Regions from separate parts of the Homo sapiens genome. Here regions 1, 2 and 3 are each linked to region 4. A link is a contact called in ENCODE Hi-C or POLR2A ChIA-PET data. All regions are on one chromosome and are shown on one strand. Each heading gives the region's core, a stretch centred on a gene start or an enhancer-like site at or near the end of the contact. The rest is flanking DNA. Distances are from core to core; before and after follow the strand shown.

The links. A loop is a pair of places that touch in the nucleus more often than their neighbours do. ChIA-PET counts read pairs that join two places held with the same protein, here RNA polymerase II (POLR2A). Pooled maps may share reads with other maps.
Region 1: a loop to region 4 is called in a pooled map, with 11 times the contacts of the local background. The contact joins the promoter of OGFOD2 here to the promoter of PXN-AS1 in region 4. A Hi-C loop is called at or near these places in 5 of 50 pooled maps. POLR2A ChIA-PET finds 5 or more read pairs at or near these places in 2 of 52 experiments (H1 and activated B cell).
Region 2: a loop to region 4 is called in a pooled map, with 10 times the contacts of the local background. The contact joins the promoter of ZCCHC8 here to the promoter of PXN-AS1 in region 4. A Hi-C loop is called at or near these places in 5 of 50 pooled maps. POLR2A ChIA-PET finds 5 or more read pairs at or near these places in 2 of 52 experiments (CD4-positive, alpha-beta T cell and naive thymus-derived CD8-positive, alpha-beta T cell).
Region 3: a loop to region 4 is called in a map of naive thymus-derived CD4-positive, alpha-beta T cell, with 8 times the contacts of the local background. The contact joins the promoter of DENR here to the promoter of PXN-AS1 in region 4. A Hi-C loop is called at or near these places in 1 of 168 maps with a recorded cell type or tissue (naive thymus-derived CD4-positive, alpha-beta T cell) and 4 of 50 pooled maps. POLR2A ChIA-PET finds 5 or more read pairs at or near these places in 1 of 52 experiments (CD4-positive, alpha-beta T cell).

Annotation. Positions count from the first base shown.
Region 1 is chr12:122,973,628-122,976,658 of GRCh38, reverse strand. It overlaps OGFOD2 (2-oxoglutarate and iron dependent oxygenase domain containing 2), which reads right to left and starts at 1,415. Exons shown (of 7, transcript NM_001304833.2): 1 at 1,276-1,415; 2 at 792-848; 3 at 1-5. The coding sequence starts at 1,407. It also overlaps a transcript of ABCB9 not described here. RefSeq lists an enhancer at 1,511-1,970.
Region 2 is chr12:122,496,889-122,502,856 of GRCh38, reverse strand. It overlaps ZCCHC8 (zinc finger CCHC-type containing 8), which reads left to right and starts at 1,925. Exons shown (of 14, transcript NM_017612.5): 1 at 1,925-2,215; 2 at 3,988-4,030. The coding sequence starts at 2,017. RefSeq lists enhancers at 880-1,571, 1,507-1,686, 1,737-1,796, 1,997-2,076, 1,572-2,265 and 1 more and a silencer at 2,217-2,366.
Region 3 is chr12:122,750,182-122,755,918 of GRCh38, reverse strand. It overlaps DENR (density regulated re-initiation and release factor), which reads right to left and starts at 3,095. Exons shown (of 8, transcript NM_003677.5): 1 at 2,969-3,095; 2 at 2,112-2,226. The coding sequence starts at 2,217. RefSeq lists enhancers at 2,587-2,646, 3,738-4,599, 5,703-5,737 and a silencer at 2,787-2,836.
Region 4 is chr12:120,198,799-120,204,577 of GRCh38, reverse strand. It overlaps PXN-AS1 (PXN antisense RNA 1), which reads right to left and starts at 3,287. Exons shown (of 4, transcript NR_038924.1): 1 at 3,152-3,287. RPLP0 (ribosomal protein lateral stalk subunit P0) reads left to right here and starts at 3,467. Exons shown (of 8, transcript NM_001002.4): 1 at 3,467-3,495; 2 at 3,747-3,848; 3 at 5,093-5,268; 4 at 5,373-5,460; 5 at 5,578-5,724. The coding sequence starts at 3,795. RefSeq lists enhancers at 2,952-3,311, 3,712-3,781, 4,822-5,763.

The DNA of each region.
Region 1 (3,031 bases), core at 166-2,665, 2.8 Mb before region 4:
TCAAGCTGGGGTGGCACAGGGTTGTTACCAGGTGGGGCCTCCCATCCTCCTGAGGCCACTGTACAGATGAAGAAACTGAAGCCCAGAACGCCAGACAGGGCCCAGGCTGGAAGCCAAGTCTAGCCTACACTCCTGAATCTATCTGGGTCAACTGCAAGTTCCAGACTGTTAGCTGAAAGGGACTTCTAGAAGGGGACCCATCCTGTTTCAGGCTGCCCCAACCTGAGCCTAGCTGGGATGAGAACCCCTAGATGTACCTCAACCATCTGGGCCCACACAGGGACAGGAGACAGTCATGGCCAAGTCCTGTGTTCCAGAGGTTGCTGAGGACTCTCCTGGGAAGCTTCCCACCACTGACTCCAGGGGAAGGAGGAGGAGGGAGTGGGGCAGCAGCCCTGGCAGCAGCCTGCGGGGTATATGGTAAGGTGTGAGGAGCCCAGGGGCCTGGAAGCTGTGGCTGGGATCACATCTGCTCCTGCTGTAAAAGCTTGGGCAAGGGATCCCTCTTTAAGCCTCAGCTTCTCAATCCAAAATGAGAGTGGTGCTTGTGCTTATCTCACAGAGCTGTTAAGAACGGCATGACTAGGCAACTTAGCAACTTAGCATTTCCCCTTCTCTCTCCTGGTGCCAAGACTCAGGTGTGGAGGGATGAGTGGGGGGCAGGAAGGAGGAAAGTGAGGGCCTAAGTGACCCTTCAGGGATCAGGGACTGAGGCTAGGCTCAAGCTGTGTCCTCAAGCTGCGGACACAAATCTAACGAGGAGGAGCTGTGCAGGGGCAGGGGACTGGTACCTCTGCTAACAGCTGCTGGAAGTCCTTGGCGCTAACACAGCCTCGGCTGCGCAGGATCTGGGAGCAGAAAGAACACTGAGCATGACTGTATGACCTGAGGAAATCCCTTCACTCTCTAAGCCTCAGTTTCCCCTGCTTAAAATGGGGAGAGGAGCCCCGACCTCAAAGGATCATGGAGAGAATGAACTGCGGAACCCTGTCAAGCTCAGGACAGGGCTCCGGGCTGGTGTTGCTGTGAGGCGGCAAGCTGAGCCCGGCCCTGTCCTAAGCACCCTACATGCTTGTTCATTCCTTCCTCACAATCTCACAGGGAGATACTATTACCCCTTTACGGTGAGAAAACCGAGGCAGAGAGAGGCCGTCATTCTTGTATTTGAAGATACGGTGCGCGGCGTGCGCAAAGCAAACGACCCTGGGGACGAACTTCCCTCCTCCACTACCCCTCTCTGCCCACTGCTCCGTAGGGACGACAGCGGCCACTCACCGGGCCGTAGTCCCGGCGCAGCTGCTGCTCGCCTCGGAAGCGCACGTGCAGCCCATAGCGCGCCACGTACAAGTTATCGGTGCAGAAGCAGGCGCAGCGGCAGAAGTGCCGCGGAGCCCCCACCGTCGCCATAGTGAAGCACCCACAGCCCTACCAGCTTCCGTAGAGAGACTTCGGGCACGCCCCCAACCGCGGGAGGCGCGGAACCAGCGGCCAAGGGGCCGCTCTAAGTTCCCAAGGGCGGAAAAGGACGAAGACGCACCTCGCCAGGAAACGGTCTGCGGAGAAAGATGCTCCTGGGCCGGGTTGGGACCGGCGGCCTCCTCGTTCCGCCTCCCAGTTTTCCCACTACGAGGCAGGGACTAATGGCTCCACTTTACAGACAGCTGAACTGGGTCGTGCCTTCACAGGACGGGGAGAGGAAGGGACTCGGAGCCCCAAGGCCTTTGACTTAAACGCCGACCCACCCCCCGCCGTCTGCCCGGAGCTCGTGGAGAACCAGCCGAGCTGAGGACAGTTTAAAGAGCTCGGAGGTCCGACTAGTTCCCGCTGGTGCTTCAATCATCCAGCCCTGTACGTTTCAGTTTGGATTTAGCATCTACCCCGGGTCCCTGCCTGGCGCTTCCGGTCCCTCCGCCACAGTCTGTTGGATTACCTCAGATTGCCCCAGTGAGTGTCTCCACCAAAACGCTCCGTCTCGCATTACTTCCGGTGGCGTTCCCAATGGACGCGGGAGGGCGGGGTCAGGTGTGGGAGGGCGACGGGGCGTGGTCTCACCGCAGCCAACAAATGACAACTCTTGCAGACCGAGCCTCTTCTCTCCCCGGACCTTTGCTCAGGAATCTACCAGCATTAAACCTTTGAGCTAGGTACTATTATATCACCGTCTTACAGATGAGGAAACTGAGACCCAGAGAGGCACAGGGACCCGCCGCAGGTCACACATCCAGTAAGGGGCAAATATGGCGTTTGAACCCTACAGAGTTCCCCAGTTAACCACCACAGGGCTTCTGGGAGTGGTGGAAGTATGTGGGATTTGGGGTTTTCTCGTGCAGAGCTGCCCGGCCCGAGAAGGTGTTTAACGTTTTACAGTCGTCTTGATTGCCCAGTGATAGTGAGAGGCCCTGCTATCTAGGAAAGGATCCATTTCCCCAGATCAATGTTCATTACCCGCCTAACTGCCCTTTTTCCCCAGGAGGCCCAGGGCAGGTCGGCTCCCCAGCCACCCACCAGGCAGGCCTGGCACATGCAGCACCCCACCCCACCCTCACCCCCTCTCCGTTTGCAGCAGTTTGCAAGATGAGTGTGTTGTACCTATCAGTTTATTTATTTGTTTATTTACTTTTTGAGATAGAGTTTCACCCAGGCTGGAGTGCAGTGGCGCGATCTCCGCTCACTGCAACCTCTGCCTCCCGGATTCAAGCAGTTTTCCTGCCTCAGCCTCCCGAATAGCTGGGATTATCGGCAGGCGCCACCACGCCCAGCTAATTTTTTTGTTTTTTGTTTGTTTGTTTGTTTGTTTTGAGACGGAGTCTTGCTCTGTCGCCCAGGCTGGAGTGCAGTGGCACGATCTCGGCTCACTGTAAGCTCTGCCTCCCGGGTTCACGCCATTCTCCTGGCTCAGCCTCCCGAGTAGCTGGGACTACAGGCGCCCGCCACCACACCCGGCTAATTTTTTATGTTTTTAGTAGAGACGGGGTTTCACCGTGTTAGCCAGGATGGTCTTGATCTCCTGACCTCGTGGTCCCCCTGCCTC
Region 2 (5,968 bases), core at 676-3,175, 2.3 Mb before region 4:
ACCCGCCTGGGCCTCCCAAAGTGCTGGGATTACAGGCGTGAGCCACCACGCCAGGCCTCATGCAGATTTTTCAGTGAAAGTAAACCTGGGAGGCGGAGGTTGCAGTGAGCCGAGATCATGCCACTGCACTCCAGCCTGGGTGACACAGTGAGACTCTGTCTCAAAAAATAAAATTTCAAAAAAAAAAAATTTAAATGGCCAGGCACAGTGGGTCATTCCTGTAATCCCAGTATTTAGGGAGGCAGAGGCAGGAGGATAGCTTTAGCTCAGAAGTTCAAGACCTACCTGGGCAATATAGGGAGATCCTGTTGTCCACAAAAAGAAAAAAAAAATGTTAAAATGTGTAAGTGACTTCCCAATGTTGTAAACGGAAAGAGGCTTCCTTAAGGGCCTTTGAGCACTGACCTAGCAGTGTTCCAACCTCATCTTGCTCCACTCTGCCTTTTCACTCAACATGGTGGTCCTTACACCTAAGACACTCTTCCATCCTCCCACCCCCAACTTTGCCGATCCTTAAAGTCTCACTTCCTCACTTTACTGACTCCCACAGACTAGGGTGTTTGTTAAATATTCATAACTTCCTGTGTTTTTCACCTTTTTTTTTTTTTTTTTTTTTTTGAGACAGAGTCTTGCTCTGTCGCCCAAGCTGGAGTGCAGTGGCACGATTTCGGCTCACTGCAACCTCTGCCTCCCGGGTTCAAGCGATTCTCCTTCCTCAACCTCCTGAGTAGCTGGGATTACAGGCGTGTGCCACTACGCCTGGCTAATTTTTGTATTTTTAGTAGAGACAGGGTTTCTCCATGTTGGTCATGCTCGTCTTGAATTTCTGACCTCGTGATCCACCTGCCTCGGCCTCCCAAAGTGCTGGGGTTGCAGATGTGAGCCACCGCCCCCGGCCCACATTTCTTTGTGTGATCAATATCCATCAACAACCATCTCGACCCAAGAACAGGAACATTTATAATTATGGGGTTTTTGTTGCTTTTTGTGGACTACAGCCTTCGTGAGAGGAGGAATTACTCTATTGTGGTTACTCTTGTAACCATACTCAGGTCCTAGACAAGTGCCTGGCCCATCGAAGGTGTAAGTAAATAATGTGATTGAATGACAGAAAGCCTCAACAGACAAATAGTTGAGTCTAGCTAATCTTACATTAAAAACGAAGCAAGCTCAATAAACTAATCTACAACAGTCATCTCTGTAGCAAAGCTGGAGTTTCTTATTCTCTTTTATGTTTATTTTTATTCAGTTCCCTTTCAGGCTATGGAGTTCCTTATTCTCTGGTGTGGCACGCACACCAGAATCTGTGAGAAGCTATGCGTCGTGCTCTGATTTTTCACCCTTAGTTGCCTAACAGGAACATCCCATACTGGTTTTTGTTTTTCTTTTTCTTTTTGAGACAGGGTCTTGCTTTGTCTCCCAGGCTGGTGTGCAGTGGCGCCATCTGGGCTCAATGCAGCCTCGACCTCTTGGGCTCAAACCCTCCCGCCTCAGCTTGCCGAGTACTTGGGACTACAATCGCCCAGCTAATTTTTATATTTTTTTGTAGTGTCTGGGTCTCGCTCTGTTGCCCAGGGTGGTCTCCAACTCCTGGGCTCACGTGATCCTCCCACCTCTGCCTCCCGAGTAGTTGGTATTACAGGTGTGAGCCACCCCGCCCTGCCCCCAGATTGCTTTAGCGCATTCTGACCTACTCCAGCTTTCTTCACATTTCAAAAAGCACCAATCCCAGGATGCAATGCAGACAATGAGTACCAGTCGCTTAGAAACCACACGTCCCAGCATGCCGTCCTCCGGGCAATCGCAAGCCCGATAGGCCCCGCTGCATTCCGGGAGTTGTAGTCTCTAGCGACTGGCCCCGCCCCGTGTGCAGCTTTCGCGGCCTGCGTCTGGAGAAAACCCTAGCGGGTGGCTCCGTGCGGCCAGAGCTCTAGAGAGTGGTGCCGCCTTCCAACCTTCTTCCCCAAGCCCTGGTGGCCGGCTCCGCCTCTTCTCGAATCTTTTCCACAGCCCAAAATGGCCGCAGAGGTGTATTTTGGCGATCTAGAGCTCTTCGAGCCGTTCGACCACCCAGAGGAGTCGATTCCGAAGCCCGTTCACACTCGCTTCAAGGACGACGACGGCGACGAGGAGGACGAAAATGGGGTCGGCGACGCGGAGCTACGGGAGCGGCTTCGGCAGTGCGAGGAGACCATCGAGCAGCTCCGCGCCGAGAATATCCTTTCCTCTCGCTGGGCCCTGTCACCCGGGTGTGGGGCCGGGGCAGCGCCAGGCGTGGGGCCGGGGCAGCGCCGGGCGAGGGCGAGGGCGCGGGCGGAAGTTCCAGGAGGGCCAGAATTCCAAGTGCTTTCTGTCACCCGCCGGCGGACCGAGAGTCTAGGGTTCGGGGCGCGCAGGCTGCCTCGGCGCAGACCTCTTCCCCTCAGGGAGGCCGTCTCCTGACCAGACCCACTCCTGCCTCCCACCCGGGTGCCGTGTTTAGGGTTATTTTAGGCTGCTCACCTGACAGATTGTACACAAGCCCTTAATTGCCCCCCTCTGTTTGAGGTCGTGGTGAGGTTTCATATTTCGCAGCCACGCTCAAATTGTGCCGTCATGTTACAGTTGTAGGTGATGAAATACCGGCTGCTTAGACGCGGGATCGGTTTTTATACCGGGGCAAACGCTAGTGGTCCCAGAATGCAGAGTTGGGGGCCTCAAGGAATCCGGGTGTGCTGAGATAATTGGTTAATTGCTTGATTAAAATTGGGGATTAATTTTAGAGTTCTTCCACTCGGAGCTCGCTTCTGTGCTGAAGATGCTTTGCAACGCCTTGAGGAAAACGCGCCAAAGAAGTTTCTGTTAGACTTGAGTTACAAGATTGCAGATTTTTCTTGATTTGCTAGTATGTTTTTTTTTACGTTCGTAGAGTTTTATAGGTAGATAGATAACTTTGGTTCGGGTAGTTTTCCTTTTAAAATTTGTAGAGAACTGAAAGTGGCTGATATGTTAGCTTTTTTAGGGGGACGGGGTCGGGGAATGGAGTCTCAGTCTGTTGCCCAGGCTGGAGTGCAGTGGCGCGATCTCGGCTCACTGCAACCTCCGCCTCCCGGGTTCAAGCGATTCTCCTGCCTCAGCCTCCCGAATAGCTGGGATTACAGGCGCCCGCCACGGCGCCCAGTCAGTATATCAGTTTTTAAGGTTTGTGAAGCGCGATTTATTTTTTCAGAATGTCGTCTTCCTCCACATTGTGAGGAAAATTTTCAGAATACAAAAAGTTGAGGCCGGGCGCTGTGGCTCAAGCCTGTAATCCCAGCACTTTGGGAGGCCGAGGCGGGTGGATCATGAGGTCAGGAGGATCATGAGGATCAGGTGGATCATGAGGATCAGGAGGTCAGCCTGGCCAACATGGTGAAACCCCGTCTCTACTAAAAATACAAAATTAGCCGGGCGTGGTGGCGCGTGCTTGTAATCCCAGCTACTCAGGAGGCTGAGGCAGGAGAATCCCTTGAACCTGGGAGGCGGAGGTTGCAGTGAGCCAAGATCACACCATTGCACTCCAGCCTGGGCGACAGGGTGAGACTGTGTCTCAAAAAAAAAAAAAAAAAGTTGAAAGGATTCTACAGTGGACATCCATAGATTTATTCCAAATTCTAAAGTTGTTAACAGCTCGTTATACTGCATTCTCTTTATCACATAGTGGTTGTTGAAAGGTTTGACAGGAACACTGATGCTTCAATAATGGTTTTGGTTCAGTTTGTTAGTCTGTTGAACTTCAGGATCGTGTCTTAGAATATATGTTCGAAAGGATAAAAACCGTACTTTAATTTTGGGTTTCAAAAGCCTACCCCTGCAACAAAATAGAAGCTCAATAAGTGTGTCATCCTCAAAATATCCGTGGGTCTTTTGTCTTTATAATATTCTGACACCAAAAGTGAGAGAAGTAGTAGTTGAATTTTATGATTTGCATTGTTAAATGAGGGCTTATCTTCCTTAACAAATAATAACATCAAGAACTTAAACGAAAATTGAACATTCTGACTCGACCGAGGTATGAGATTTTTGAAATTACTCCATAGTTGTCCCTTATTATTTATCCTGATATTAATATTTAATCAGAATTTCGTTGTAAAAAGTGTATGGGATTTTTGTATCATTTTTATTTGTTTAGCATACTCTGAAGAAATCAAAGTAATAGTTATTTAATTGTGGGGATAAGGTCTGAATTCTCATAAGTGGATTAAAATTGTAAGCTCATTTATTGGATGAAAGGATGAAACAAAATCCAGAAAATGTTTACTTAATGTTCAGAATAGGCAAGTTGTTAACCTAGCTATTCCTATTTAACAAACATTTCTAGAAAGTTAGAATTAAGATTACAATATTGGCTGGGTCTGGTGGCTCATGCCTGTAATTCCAGCACCTAAAAAAAAAAATTATAGTATAATGGGCCAGGGGCAGTGGCTCACGCCTGTAATCCCAGCACTTTGGGAGGCCGAGGTGGGCGGATCAACTGAGGTCAGTTCGAGAGCAGCCTGGGCAACGTGGTGAAACGCTGTCTCTACTAAAATTACAAAAATAAGCTGGACGTGGTGGGCGCCTGTAATCCCAGCTACTTGGGAGGCTAAGGCAGGAAAATCCCTTGAACCCGGGAGGTAGAGGTTGCAGTGAGCTGAGAGTGACAAGAGCGAAACTCCGTCTGAAAAAAAAAAAAAAAAAGATTACAGTATTACTCTAGCTGAAGATTTATTTACATAGTTAAAATGTGTTCATAAATAGAACAATGAAAGAATCAGCATTTTAGAAGAAAAAGTAATGTGCTTTTGAAAAAGATAAAGTGTGTAGATTTGCATTTAGGCATCTGATTTTATGTTTTTGTTTTTGTTTGAGACAAGATCTCACTCTGTCACTCAGGCTGGTGTACAGTGTTGCAATTATAGCTCACTGAAACCTTGATCCTCCCGCCTCAGCCTCCCAAATAGCTGGGACTACAGGCAGACACCACCACACCCAGCTACTTTTTTTTTTTCTGATAGAGTCAGGGTCTTGCTGTGTTACTCAAGCTGGTCTCAAACTCCTGGCCTGAAGTGATCCTTCTGCCTAGGCCTCCCAAAGTGCTGGAATTACAGGGATGAGCCACCATGCCCAGCCTAGGCACCTAACTTTAACAGAGATATTACTGGTATCTCAAAATATATATTTATTTAACAGGTCACTAATCTAAAGTATTTGTTAAAGTACAGATTATGAGAAATTATATTTTCAAGCTTTCAGAATTTGGAGGTGCCATGATGTAATTTCACATGCACTTTTTTATTATATTTTTTAATTTTTTTGAGACAGAGTGTTACTCTGTTTCCCAGGCTAGACTGCAGTGGTACTATCTCAGCTCACTGCAACCTTCACCTCCCGGGTTCAAGCAATTCTCCTGCCTCAGCCTCCCGAATAGCTGGGATTACAGGTGCCCACTACCACACTCGGCTAATTTTTATATATTTAGTAGAGATGGGGCTTCACCATGTTGGCCAGGCTGGTCTCGAACTCCTGGCCTCGAGTGATCTGTCCACCTCAACCTCCCAAAGTGCTGGAATTAACAGGCATGAGCCACTGCACCTGGCCTCACATGAACTTTTTAGTCCCTGGCACCAGTTGGAATAACTGGCTGCAGTGGTGACTACAGGTTTAAATTTTAGAATTTAGAAATATTTCAGATTTTTTTTTTTTGAGATGGAGTCTCGCTCTGTCGCCCAGGCTGGAGTGCAGTGGCATGACCTCGGCTCACTGCAGCCTCCACCTCCTGGGTTCAAGCGATTCTGCTTTCTCCTGCCTCAGCCTCCTGAGTAGCTGGGACTACAGGTGCCTGCCACCAGGCCCGGCTAATTTATTTGTATTTTTAGTAGAGATGGGGTTTCACCGTGTTGGCCAGGATGGTCTTGATCTCCTGACATCATGATCTGCCCGCCTCGGCTTCCCAAAGTGCTGGGATTAC
Region 3 (5,737 bases), core at 1,846-4,345, 2.6 Mb before region 4:
GTTAGAAATTAAAAGGTACAGTCTAATCCCATCTCCACTACTAGTTTCTTCAATTAAGCATAAGAATGTTTTTACATTAAGTGGAAGCCTGTACTGTTCTGGAGAGTGTTGACAAGGTAGAAAGGCACCTTTCAGTAGTTTCCACTTTAGTCCTAGTTCACTGACCCTCTGAGGTCACAGGGAATAGATCTTATCCTTTACTCACATAGGTTTCCAAATTTAAAGAGTTGTTTCACAGGTAATCATTATATAAAAATATAATAGGAATCTATATTCTGAGCATCTTGTTAAAATAAATGTATCAGTTTTTCTCACATCCTTAGTTTTGTTTTTTATTTTTGAGATGGGGTCTCGCACTGTTGCCCGGGTGGGAGTGCAATGGCGTGATCTCGGCTCACTGCAACCTCTGCCTCCCGGGTTCAAGTGATTCTCCTGCCTCAGCCTCCCAAGTAGCTGGGATTACAGGTGCCTGCCACCAGGCCTGGCTAAGTTTTTGTATTTTTAGTAGAGACGGGGTTTCACTATGTTGGCCAGGCTGGTCTTGAACTCCTGACCTCATGATCTGCCTGCCTCAGCCTCCCAAAGTGCTGGGATTACAAGTGTGAGCCACTGCGCCCGGCCCCTTAGTTTTAATTCATAATTACAGAAAAATAAAACAAGATTTCTAGAGACTGACATTTTCACTAAGCTTCCAAACTTCTCACCAACTAAGCAATTCTCTATGTGGTGAAATCTACCCAGTTCACCTCGTTCCAGGTACACCCCAAGAATCTTTCTGGCTTTTCTCTCTTTCTCCCTTAGAAAAGCTCATATACTGTCTCTCTCTGCTGCCAAATGCAGCATACTTGGATTCTTCCATTTGGAGAAACTCAAATTCACTGTATTGCAAGTCAGCCTATTATCTATCTCCAAATCTAATCTTTCTCAAAGTCATCATTTTTAGTGGTGTTCTGGTTTTTCAACTCTCTCAATTGTGAAATATCTTTTTCCTTTTTCACCATTAAACATTGTATCTTTTCTTTGATTAACCCTCTTTATTCACTTTTATACTGCTTACACTCTCAGCAAGGCACTTATTTACCTCAAACCTAGATTTCTGAAAGTGGCCTTCAAATTTGTGGGTTCTATTTCCTCCAAATAATGCAGCATATTAATCTCTTGTCACTTTATTTTCCTGCTCAAAAAATGATTAGGTTGGTGCAAAAGTAACTGCAGTTTTTGCCATTACTTTTAATGGCAAAAAGATATCATTTCTCCTTCTACGGTACTTAAATGTCAGATGTGGTCTCTACTGCAGTCACAGAATGTAAGGTCCACGTGAACAAGGATCTTCTGACTTATTCACTACTCAGGCCCCAGCACCTAAAACATCACTAGGCACACAGTAAGTTCTGAGAAATATTTACTGAAAAAATATTTACTTGCCCTTTTACTGTCCTGTATCTTCAGATTTTTCTGAAAGTTTCCAAGATGCGAATACATACAGCATTTACAATTCACAAATATTTCTATATTGAAAATGAAGAAAAACACTCGAAAGTGAAAAAGATCTTGATTAAACCTAATACATATATCATGATTCAAACCAAGAAGACTTTCCTCACTGTCCTACCACCCAACACTCCAACCTCACCTTCTCCCACTCCTTAACGGGCCACCCTCCCTATACGATACACCAGACAAACTCAAAGCTGCTCACTTCTTCACAGACAGCCATCAAGCTTTTTCTTACATAGTCGTGCGCTTTGTCTGGGACGCCGTTCCCCACCTTCTCATCCAGTCCTTGCCATCCTTAACTCATAATCTTCCAAGAAGCCCTCCTTTGACAGCTAGACTAGCATACACCTTGAGGACCTTCAGGCTGAAATAACCTAGTTGCACATCCTGTTACAAATGGACTGTAAGCTTCTTCAGGCAGAGTAGCCAGACACAAATCACCCAGGTGGGGAAACTCTGTTAATTCATGCCTCCTCCTCCCCAGGACTCCTCTCCCCCAGTACAAACTCACCAAATGAAAAGGATGGGGAAGAAAGCTTACCAAATGTCAAACTGTTATTACAATGCATAAAAGTATAGTGAGTAAAAGTCATTCTGTGGCTACCAACACTTGCCTCCACAATAAAGGACTCGAAGTGGGTAATCGGCATCTAACTTGGCACTGTTCCTTGGGTCTCCTTTGCAGTCAGCCCCGCTGGATTCAGAAATGTCAGCAGCCATTTCACAAACCTGTAAGCAAGGAAAATAACACACCCTCACTATTTTAGAATCAAGACCCCAGAAGAGCAGTGTTCCTCTCAACAGAAACCTCCCCACCCCAAAGCTGTTTCAAGTCTGTTGTTGAGTGGGGGATACAAGCTGCATTCGATTCATAAAATATGAGCAATCCCAGGCACAACATCTCCTTGCTCCACAGGTCTACAGGGAAGCAAGCAGCAAATGGACCATGAAGGATGGGGCAGAGGGACTCACTAGAGAAAAACAGGAAGCAATGGGGAAGGAAAGATGGGGTGAGTACCCACGGCAGACACGGAGCAAAAAGGTCTGAGGGTGATCTGGGAGGGATGCAAACTGCAGTGAGAGAAGGGCTACAAAGGCGCCGAATGGAGAGAGGCTGGAAGTGCCTAGGAACAAGGGGTGGGTCATCGGAGAAGCCCGGGGTGCAGGGTGTGGGGGCAACTAAACGCCATGAGAGGGGCCTGGGGAGTCTAAAAAGGGCATGGGAGGGGGCGGGGTAACCAGAGCGTAAGAAGGATGAGGAGAGAAAACGAGCGCAGAATGTAAGAGCACTGAGGGGACAAGGGCGACCAGGTCTGAGGCGAAGGAGCAACCCCGGGGACGCCAGAAGGGGCCCTTGTGGGCGGGGGTGTGGAGAGGCCCGGCCCGGCCCCCTTCCGCCAGGCAGCATCTCAGCTTCCCCCACACTCTCTACGAGCTTCTCGGGAGCGGGAGAAGCACTTGGGGTCGTTACCCAGGCGGTCGCACAGGCCCCGCCGGCTCCGCTCCCGCCGCTATCGCCAGCTGAACCAACACATGCAACTCGTCTCCCCGGCCAGGGCCGCCCGAGCGCCCGACCGCCAGCAGCGCTCCCGCGAGACAATGAGCCTTTATCGCGAGATTCCGGCCGCCGCTGGGCGGATGTCGCGAGAAGCCGGAAGACGGGGGCGGAGAAAAATTGCGGAGCGTGCGCCTTGCCCTCCGGTGGGGGGCGTGGCCAAGAGGCCGAGAGGCGGGCCGCCGGCAGGCGGTGCTCGTCACCCGTTGGAGAGGATGAATCCTCGAGATGGGCGTGCCGAAGGGAACGTGACTTGCAGACGCAGAGAGCGCACCTGAGTCACAAATGACTCCCTATTAATGAGTCCGAGGATCATCGCCTCGGTGTCTGCGGTGCATCCTGGAGTCCTGACTAACCTCCAGCTACTGCATAAATCACTCCCGTGCGGGGAGATTGCAGCCGGATAGAGCGTTTGGTCGCATTTTAACACCATGCACTGAATTAAAGGAAGGTGTTCTCCCTCCCTCCCTCCCTCCCTTCCTTCTTTCCTTCCTCTCTTCTTTTCTCTCTCTCTTCGCCGGATGGAGCGTTTGGTTGCGTTTTAACACCATACACTAAATTAAAGGAATTCTTTTTTCTTTCTTTTCTGTTCTTTCTTTTCTTTCTTCTTTCTCTTCTTTCTGTCTCTTTCTTCCCCTTCCCTCCCTCCCTCCCTTCCTTCCTTCTTTCCTTCCTTCCTCCCTCCCTTCCTTCCTTCCTCCCTCCCTTCCTTCATCCTTTTCTTTATGTTTTGACAGGGTCTCACTCTGTCACCTAGGCTGGATGGAGTGCAGTTGCACAAACACGGTTCACTGCAGCCTCGACCTCCCAAGTAGTTGGGAATACAGGCGCGCGTTACCACACCCAGCTAATTTTTAATTTGTTTATAGAGGTGGGGGAATCTCCCTATGCTGTCCAGGCTGGTCTCGAACTCCCGGACTCAAGGGATCCTCCCGCCTCCGCCTCCCAAAGTGCTGGGATTACAGGCGTGAGCCACCGCGCCCGGCCTACAATTTTTTTTAATGAAAAAAAGAAAAATGTAAGAGTATGGGAATATATGGGGAAAAGAAAGATCAGATTGTTACTGTGTCTGTGTAGAAAGAAGTAGACATAAGAGACTCCATTTTGTTCTGTGCTAAGAAAAATTCTTCTGCCTTGAGATGCTGTTAATCTGTAACCCTACCACCAACCCTGTGCTTCCTGAGACCTGTGCTGTGTCAACTGAGGGTTAAATGGATTAAGGGCTGTGCAGGATGTGCTTTGTTAAACAAATGCTTGAAGGCAGCATGCGCCTTAAGAATCATCACCACTCCCTAATCTCAAGTACCCAGAGACACAATACACTGCAGAAGGCCGCAGGGACCTCTTCCTAGGAAAGCCAGGTATTGTCCAAGGTTTCTCCTCATGTGATAGTCTGAAATATGGCCTCGTGGGAAGGGAAAGACCTGACCATTCCACAGCCCGACACCTGTAAAGGGTCTGTGCTCAGGAGGATTAGTAAAAGAGGAAGGAACACCTCTGTGCAGTTGAGATAAGAGGAAGGCATCTGTCTCCTGCTCGTCCCTGGGCAATGGAATGTCTCGGTGTAAAGCCCGATTGTATATTCCATCTACTGAGATAGGGGAAAACCGCCTTAGGGCTGGAGGTGGGACATACTGGCAGCAATACTGCTCTTTAAGGCATTGAGATGTTTATGTATATGCACATCAAAAGCACAGCACTTTTTTCTTTACCATGTTTATGATGCAGAGACATTTGTTCACATGTTTTCCTGCTGACCTTCTCTCTACTATTATACCCTATTATCCTGGCACATCCCCCTGTCCGGGAAATGCCTGCTAATGATCAATAAATACTAAGGGAACTTAGAGGCCGGTGCGGGCACGGGTCCTCCGTATGCTGAACGCCGGTCCCCTGGGCCCATTTTTCTTTCTCTACAATTTGTCTCTGTGTCTCTTTCTTTTCCAAGCCTCTCGTTCCACCTGACGAGAAATGCCCACAGGCGTGGAGGGGCAACCCACCCCTTCAGGAATAGATCTTGGTTTCAAGAATAGTTGGATCCTGCAGATAAAACAACGTATTCTAGAACCTTTCTCTCACTCTTGCTCTCAGAGAATTCTAAAACAAATGTGAGAAGTGTGTATGTTTGGTGATTTTGGGTAAACACATGGGAGTTTCTTCATACTATTCTTGTAGATTTTCTGTACATTTGAAATTATGTCAAATTTACAAGTTTTTTTTTTTTTTTTTTTTTTTTTTTGAGACAGAGTCTCGCTCTGTTGCCCAGGCTGGAGTGCAGTGGCACGATCTCGGCTCACTGCAAGCTCCGCCTCCCGGGTTCACGCCATTCTCCTGCCTCAGCCTCCCGAGTAGCTGGGACTACAGGCGCCTGCCACCACGCCGGGCTAATTTTTTGTATTTTTATTAGAGACGGGGTTTCACCGTGTTAGCCAGGATGGTCTCGATCTCCTGACCTCGTGATCCGGCCGCCTTGGCCTCCCAAAGTGCTGGGATTACAGTTGTGAGCCACCGCGCCCGGCTTACAAGTTTTTTTTTTTTAAGGTTGCTATCTCTTTTCATCTGTTGGCTCTATCCCTATGTTTTCTTCCTACTGCTTACTTACGTTATTTTCTATTAGTTTAACCATCCCAGAAGAAAGAGATATTTATCTTTTCCAACAGTTCCAGGGAACAACTCAGGTGAATG
Region 4 (5,779 bases), core at 2,038-4,537:
GAATCGCTTGAACCTGGGAGGCGGAGGTTGTGGTGAGCTAAGATCACGCCATCGCACTCCAGCCTGGGCAACAAGAGTGAAACTCCATCTCAAAAAACACAAAAAATTTACAAAGGACTTTAGAGAAATCAGAGTCAGTACCCTACTGCTTGCAACAGAGCTAGCCCTGTGGTAGGAAATCTCATACAGTGGGTAGGCTCTAATTTCAGAGAATAAGAACCTGGCCTCCCACAGAGGTCTCAGTTGGAGCTACTGATTTATGGTAGAACAAGATGAGATTGACAGCACTTGAGCTACCCGTATCTAAATTCTGTTCAGGGAATTTTATGCCAGTCAGCTGCACCAATATACCCTGCCATGCAAGTGTCTTGGTTTTAAACCTGCTACCGCCACCACCCCCCGCCCCGCCCACCACTTTACCAAATTATTCATGTTGGCCTGATTTTCTTACTCTTCCATCTTTTCTGGCATTTTTTGGGGTGTGTGTGTGTGTGTGTGTGTGTGTGTGTGTGTGTAGCTGCTTTAGAGACATTCTGCCACCTTTCTGGACTTCGCTCGATCAGGGAGAGTAGGCAGATTGTGATTGGAATCTTTTTTTTTTTTTTTTTTTTTTTGAGACAGAGTCTCTCTCTGTCACCCAGGCTGGAGTGCAGGGGCACAATCTCGGCTCACTGCAAGCTCCGCCTCCCGGGTTCACCCCATTCTCCTGCCTCAGCCTCCCAAGTAGCTGGGATTACAGGCACATGCCACCACGCCCGGCTAGTTTTTTATATTTTTAGTAGAGATGGGGTTTCACTGTGTTAGACAGGATGGTTTCGATCTCCTGACCTCGTGATCCGCCCACCTCAGCCTCCCAAAGTGCTGGGATTACAGGCGTGAGCCACCGCACCTGGAGTGATTGGAATCTTAATAACCTGTCAAAACAGCATTTAAATCTCATTCATGTTATTTTCCATCCTTCCCATGGAACACAGATAGCCAAGAAGACAAATAAAAGAGACCCCAGGCCAGGCACAGTGGCTCACGCCTGTAATCCCAGCACTTTGGGAGGCTGAGCTGGGTGGATCACCTGAGGTCAGGAGTTCGAGACCAGCATGACCAAAATGGAAAAACCCCGTATCTACTAAAAATACAAAATTAGCCGGGCATGGTGGCACATGCCTATAATCCCAGCTACTCAGGAGGCTGTGGCAGGAGAATCACTTGAACCCGGGAGGTGGAGGTTGTGGTGAGCCGAGATTACGCCATTGCACTCTACCCTGGGCAACAAGAGTGAAATTCTGTCTCAAAAAAAAAAAAAAAAAAAGAAAAGAAAAGAAAAAAGAAAAGAAAAAGAAATACAGTAACGTGAAATCGAGCTACTTCTAACTTTTTTTTTTTTTTTTGAGACGGAATCTTGCTCTGTCACCTAGGCTGGAGTACAGTGGCGCAATCTCAGCTCACTGCAACCTCTGCCTCCTGGGCTCAAGCAATTCTCCTGCCTCAGCCTCCCAAGTAGCTGGAATTACAGGAGCCCGCCACCACTCCTGGCTAACTTTTGGTATTTTTTAGTAGAGACGGGGTTTCACTGTGTTAGCCAGGATGGTCTGGATCTCCTGACCTCGTGATCTGCCCACCTCAGCCTCCCAAAGTGCTGGGATTACAGGCATGAGCCCCCGCACCCGGCCTACTTCTGACAGTTTTATGGTGTGTGATATAGGATATAACATGATGTATGAAGCTCTTTGTAATAATTTTTAATTTTGAAATAGCTGATTCTTTGGGGATCATTTAATACATAATTCCATAGGTTTCAGTGAAAAAAAAAAAAAAAAAGAGATCTCAGGGTTGGGCAAGGTGTCTCATTCTTGTAATCCCAGCAATTTAGGAGGCCAGGGTGGGAGGATTGCTTGAGCCCAGAAGTTTGACATCAGCCTAGGCAACATGGCAAGACCCCATCTATACAAAAAGTACAAAAAATTAGCTTGGCGTGGTGGTGTGTGCCTGTAGTCCTAGCTACTTGGGAGGCTGAGGTGGGAGGATCACTTCAGCCTGGGAGGTCAAGTCTGCAATGAACTGAGATTGCTCCACTACACTCTAGCCTGGGCAACGGAGTGAGACTGCTTCTCAAAAAAAAAAAAAAAAAAAAAAAAAAAAAAAAAAGATTTGATGGAGGTGAATTATTCTATGGATGTTTGTTGGCTAGTTTTCTAGGAAGAGGGAATGGCTAATGCAAAAGCCCCCAAGTAAAGCCTGCTCTGGAAAAGCAGCAGAGCATCATCTGGGTAGAAAGCAAGTAAGTGAGGAGGAAAACATCTGAGATGATCAGAGTGGGCGTGAGGGACAGATAGGTAAGGGCCTTGTAGGTACTTTAGGTTTTAGATTTTTACTCTGTAGGAAACGGAAAGTTTTAAGCAGATAAGGAGATGAGCTGACTTAGGTTTTTTTTTTTTTTTTTTTTTTTTTGAGATGGAGTCCCTCTCTGTCACCCAGGCTAGAGTGCAATGGTGTGATCTTAGCTCACTGCAGAGCTCACAGCTCCCGGGTTCAAGCGATTCTTCTGCCTCGGCCTCCTGAGTAGCTGGGATTACGGGCATGCGCCACCCCACCTGGCTAATTTTTGTATTTTTAGTAGAGACGGGGTTTTGCCATGTTGGCCAGGCTAGTCTCGAACTCCTGACCTCAGGTGATCCACCCGCCTCGTCCTCCCGAAGTGCTGGGAGTATAGGCGTGAGCCACCGCGCCCGGCCAGGTTTTAAAGGATCCCTCTGTTTTGGTAGGCGGAAAAACTAGAGAAGACGAGAGACCATTCTGAGGCCGGGCGCGGCGGGTCACGCCTGTAATCCCAGCACTTTGGGAGGCCGAGGCGGGCAGATCACGAGGTCAGGAGATCGAGACCATCCTGGAGAACATGATGAAACCCCGTCTCTACTAAAAATACAAAAAAAAAATTAGCCGAGCACGGTGGCGGGCGCCTGTAGTCCCAGCTACTCCGGAGGCTGAGGCAGGAGAATGGCGTGAACCCGGGAGGCGGAGCTTGCAGTCAGCCGAGATGGCGCCACTGCGCTCCAGCCTGGGCGACAGAGCGACACTCCGTCTCAAAAAAAAAAAAAAAAAGAGAAACCATTCTGTTTCTAAGCATGTGCAATTATGTCTCAGCTCCACGTCATACCTTTTAGTTTGCTGAGCTCGCCAGGTGGCACAGGGAACCGGGACTCCGAATTCGCAGCTCCAGCTCCAGCTCCAGCCCAGCAGGTGGCAGCAGCTCAGAGCAAGCTCCTCCAACGCGAGGCAGCGCCTTCCTTCGCGACCCTACTTAAAGGCGGCTTTCCGTTGGCTGGAGTGGCAGCGATATTATCCAATGGTTGCCTGTATTCGTTCAGCTTTGTCTGACGGGCGATGGCGCAGCCAATAGACAGGAGCGCTATCCGCGGTTTCTGATTGGCTACTTTGTTCGCATTATAAAAGGCACGCGCGGGCGCGAGGCCCTTCTCTCGCCAGGCGTCCTCGTGGAAGGTTCGTGTGCTAGTTAGATGGGCGCCAGGGGTCGCCGGCGGGAAGCATGGAGGGGTCTTTGGGGGCCTTTGGGAACATGGAGTCCTATTCTGTTCCGCCTGGGGCCTCGGTGGCGGCTTGCACGCCCCGAGATGACGGCCGCTGCCCTAGGCAGGGCCGGCGGGCGATTGCGCGTGTCCTGCTCCTCTTAGGCCCGGGACCGCGGGATGGGTGTCGGCGTGACCAGGCCTGAGCTCCCTGTCTCTCCTCAGTGACATCGTCTTTAAACCCTGCGTGGCAATCCCTGACGCACCGCCGTGATGCCCAGGGAAGACAGGGCGACCTGGAAGTCCAACTACTTCCTTAAGATCATCGTAAGTGCAGGGTGGGTCGCCTCTGCTCTTCATGTTGCCCCAGCGCAAATAGGGACAGTCAGCTGCTATGTGCTGAGGGTCTACTCACACCGGCTACTGAATTAGGCCATTTTTGGGAAAATACTGTTTAGTTAACAATTTCCTGAGATAGGTCCCTTCTGTTGCAGATAAACGGGCTCAGGCAAGTTAAGTGGGTCCTAAGATGACAGCATTCGTATCCAGGTCTGTCTGGCTTCTAAAAGAGCGCGCTTTATACTTTTTTTTTTTTAAACGGAGTCTCGCTCTGTTGTCCAGGCTGGAGTGCAGTGGCTTGATCTTGGCTTACTGCAACCTCCGCTTCCCAGGTTCAAGCGATTCTCCTGCTTCAGCCTCCCGAGTAGCTGGGATTACAGGGGCGCGACACCACACCCAGCTAATTTTTGTATTTTCAATAGAGACAGGGATTCACCATGTTGGCCAGGATGGTCTCGATCTCTTGACTTCATGATCCACCTTCCTCGGCCTCCCTAAGTGCTAGGATTACAGGTGTGAGCCACCGCGCCCGGCCGCACATTACAGTTTTACTCCATTTTTGAGAAGGTCTGAGGTCAGGAATGACTCATTGTAAGGAAGCAAGCTGTTGCATATTTAGGACCTGTCAGCCAAGAAACTTAAGTGTCCAATGACTTTTGGATGGCCTTTGAGGTGGGTCTCCCTTGCCCAGAAATGCTGACTGTACTGCGCTTAAGCAATTAGGCAGCATTGTAGAGCATAGCTTGTATTACATTTTCCCACACTTAGAAGGTTTTCAGACACAAAACCCAAAGGAATTGTGTAACAATCCGGATAAACACGCCTAGATTGTTTTTACAAATAATAATGTTGCTATATTTGCTTAACGTGGTGCTTTTAATGCTGTGAATCTAGCCCTCCTCTTGACCAACTTACTTGGAACATTCCTTTTTTATCCTGTTAACCATTTTAGTGAATCAGAAGCATGCCTGGTAATTGGGAAAAATTAAAAACTAAGTAAAAAAAGAAAAAACTCCTTGATTGAATGTAGAAACCTAATTTTCAGCGTTCATACCCAGCTAGCCAATCATCCAGTTTGGCAGTGTTACAACGTAGCTCCCAATCTCCCTCTGACTTCAAAAGCTTAGAAGAAAGGGAGTGGGATGGAAACAAATTGTGGGGTTCAGTTTCTTCTGGCATTTTTTCCCTCTCTCTTCCTGTTAAACTTGGCTCCTCTGGCTTGTTTTTTGTAGCAACTATTGGATGATTATCCGAAATGTTTCATTGTGGGAGCAGACAATGTGGGCTCCAAGCAGATGCAGCAGATCCGCATGTCCCTTCGCGGGAAGGCTGTGGTGCTGATGGGCAAGAACACCATGATGCGCAAGGCCATCCGAGGGCACCTGGAAAACAACCCAGCTCTGGAGAAGTCAGTTCCCCTGGCAGTTTTGTCCTTTCTCCCCAGTGCCCGTCTCCCTCTTCCTGGAGAATGGTGCTGAAAGGTGATTGTCTCCCATAAACTTCTCTTTGCAGACTGCTGCCTCATATCCGGGGGAATGTGGGCTTTGTGTTCACCAAGGAGGACCTCACTGAGATCAGGGACATGTTGCTGGCCAATAAGGTAAGGGGACAATTGGGTTGGCTAAAGAGACTTTGTTGTTGCTCCTTAAAGCAAAATGGACCATTCTCAGGTTGTGTGAGTGGAGAGGCTTTTCTCACTGTTTGTTGTCTTTGTCAGGTGCCAGCTGCTGCCCGTGCTGGTGCCATTGCCCCATGTGAAGTCACTGTGCCAGCCCAGAACACTGGTCTCGGGCCCGAGAAGACCTCCTTTTTCCAGGCTTTAGGTATCACCACTAAAATCTCCAGGGGCACCATTGAAATCCTGGTGAGTGGACCTGGTTTGCCTGTGCTAACCAGGCAAATGGGGAGCTGCTTTTAGT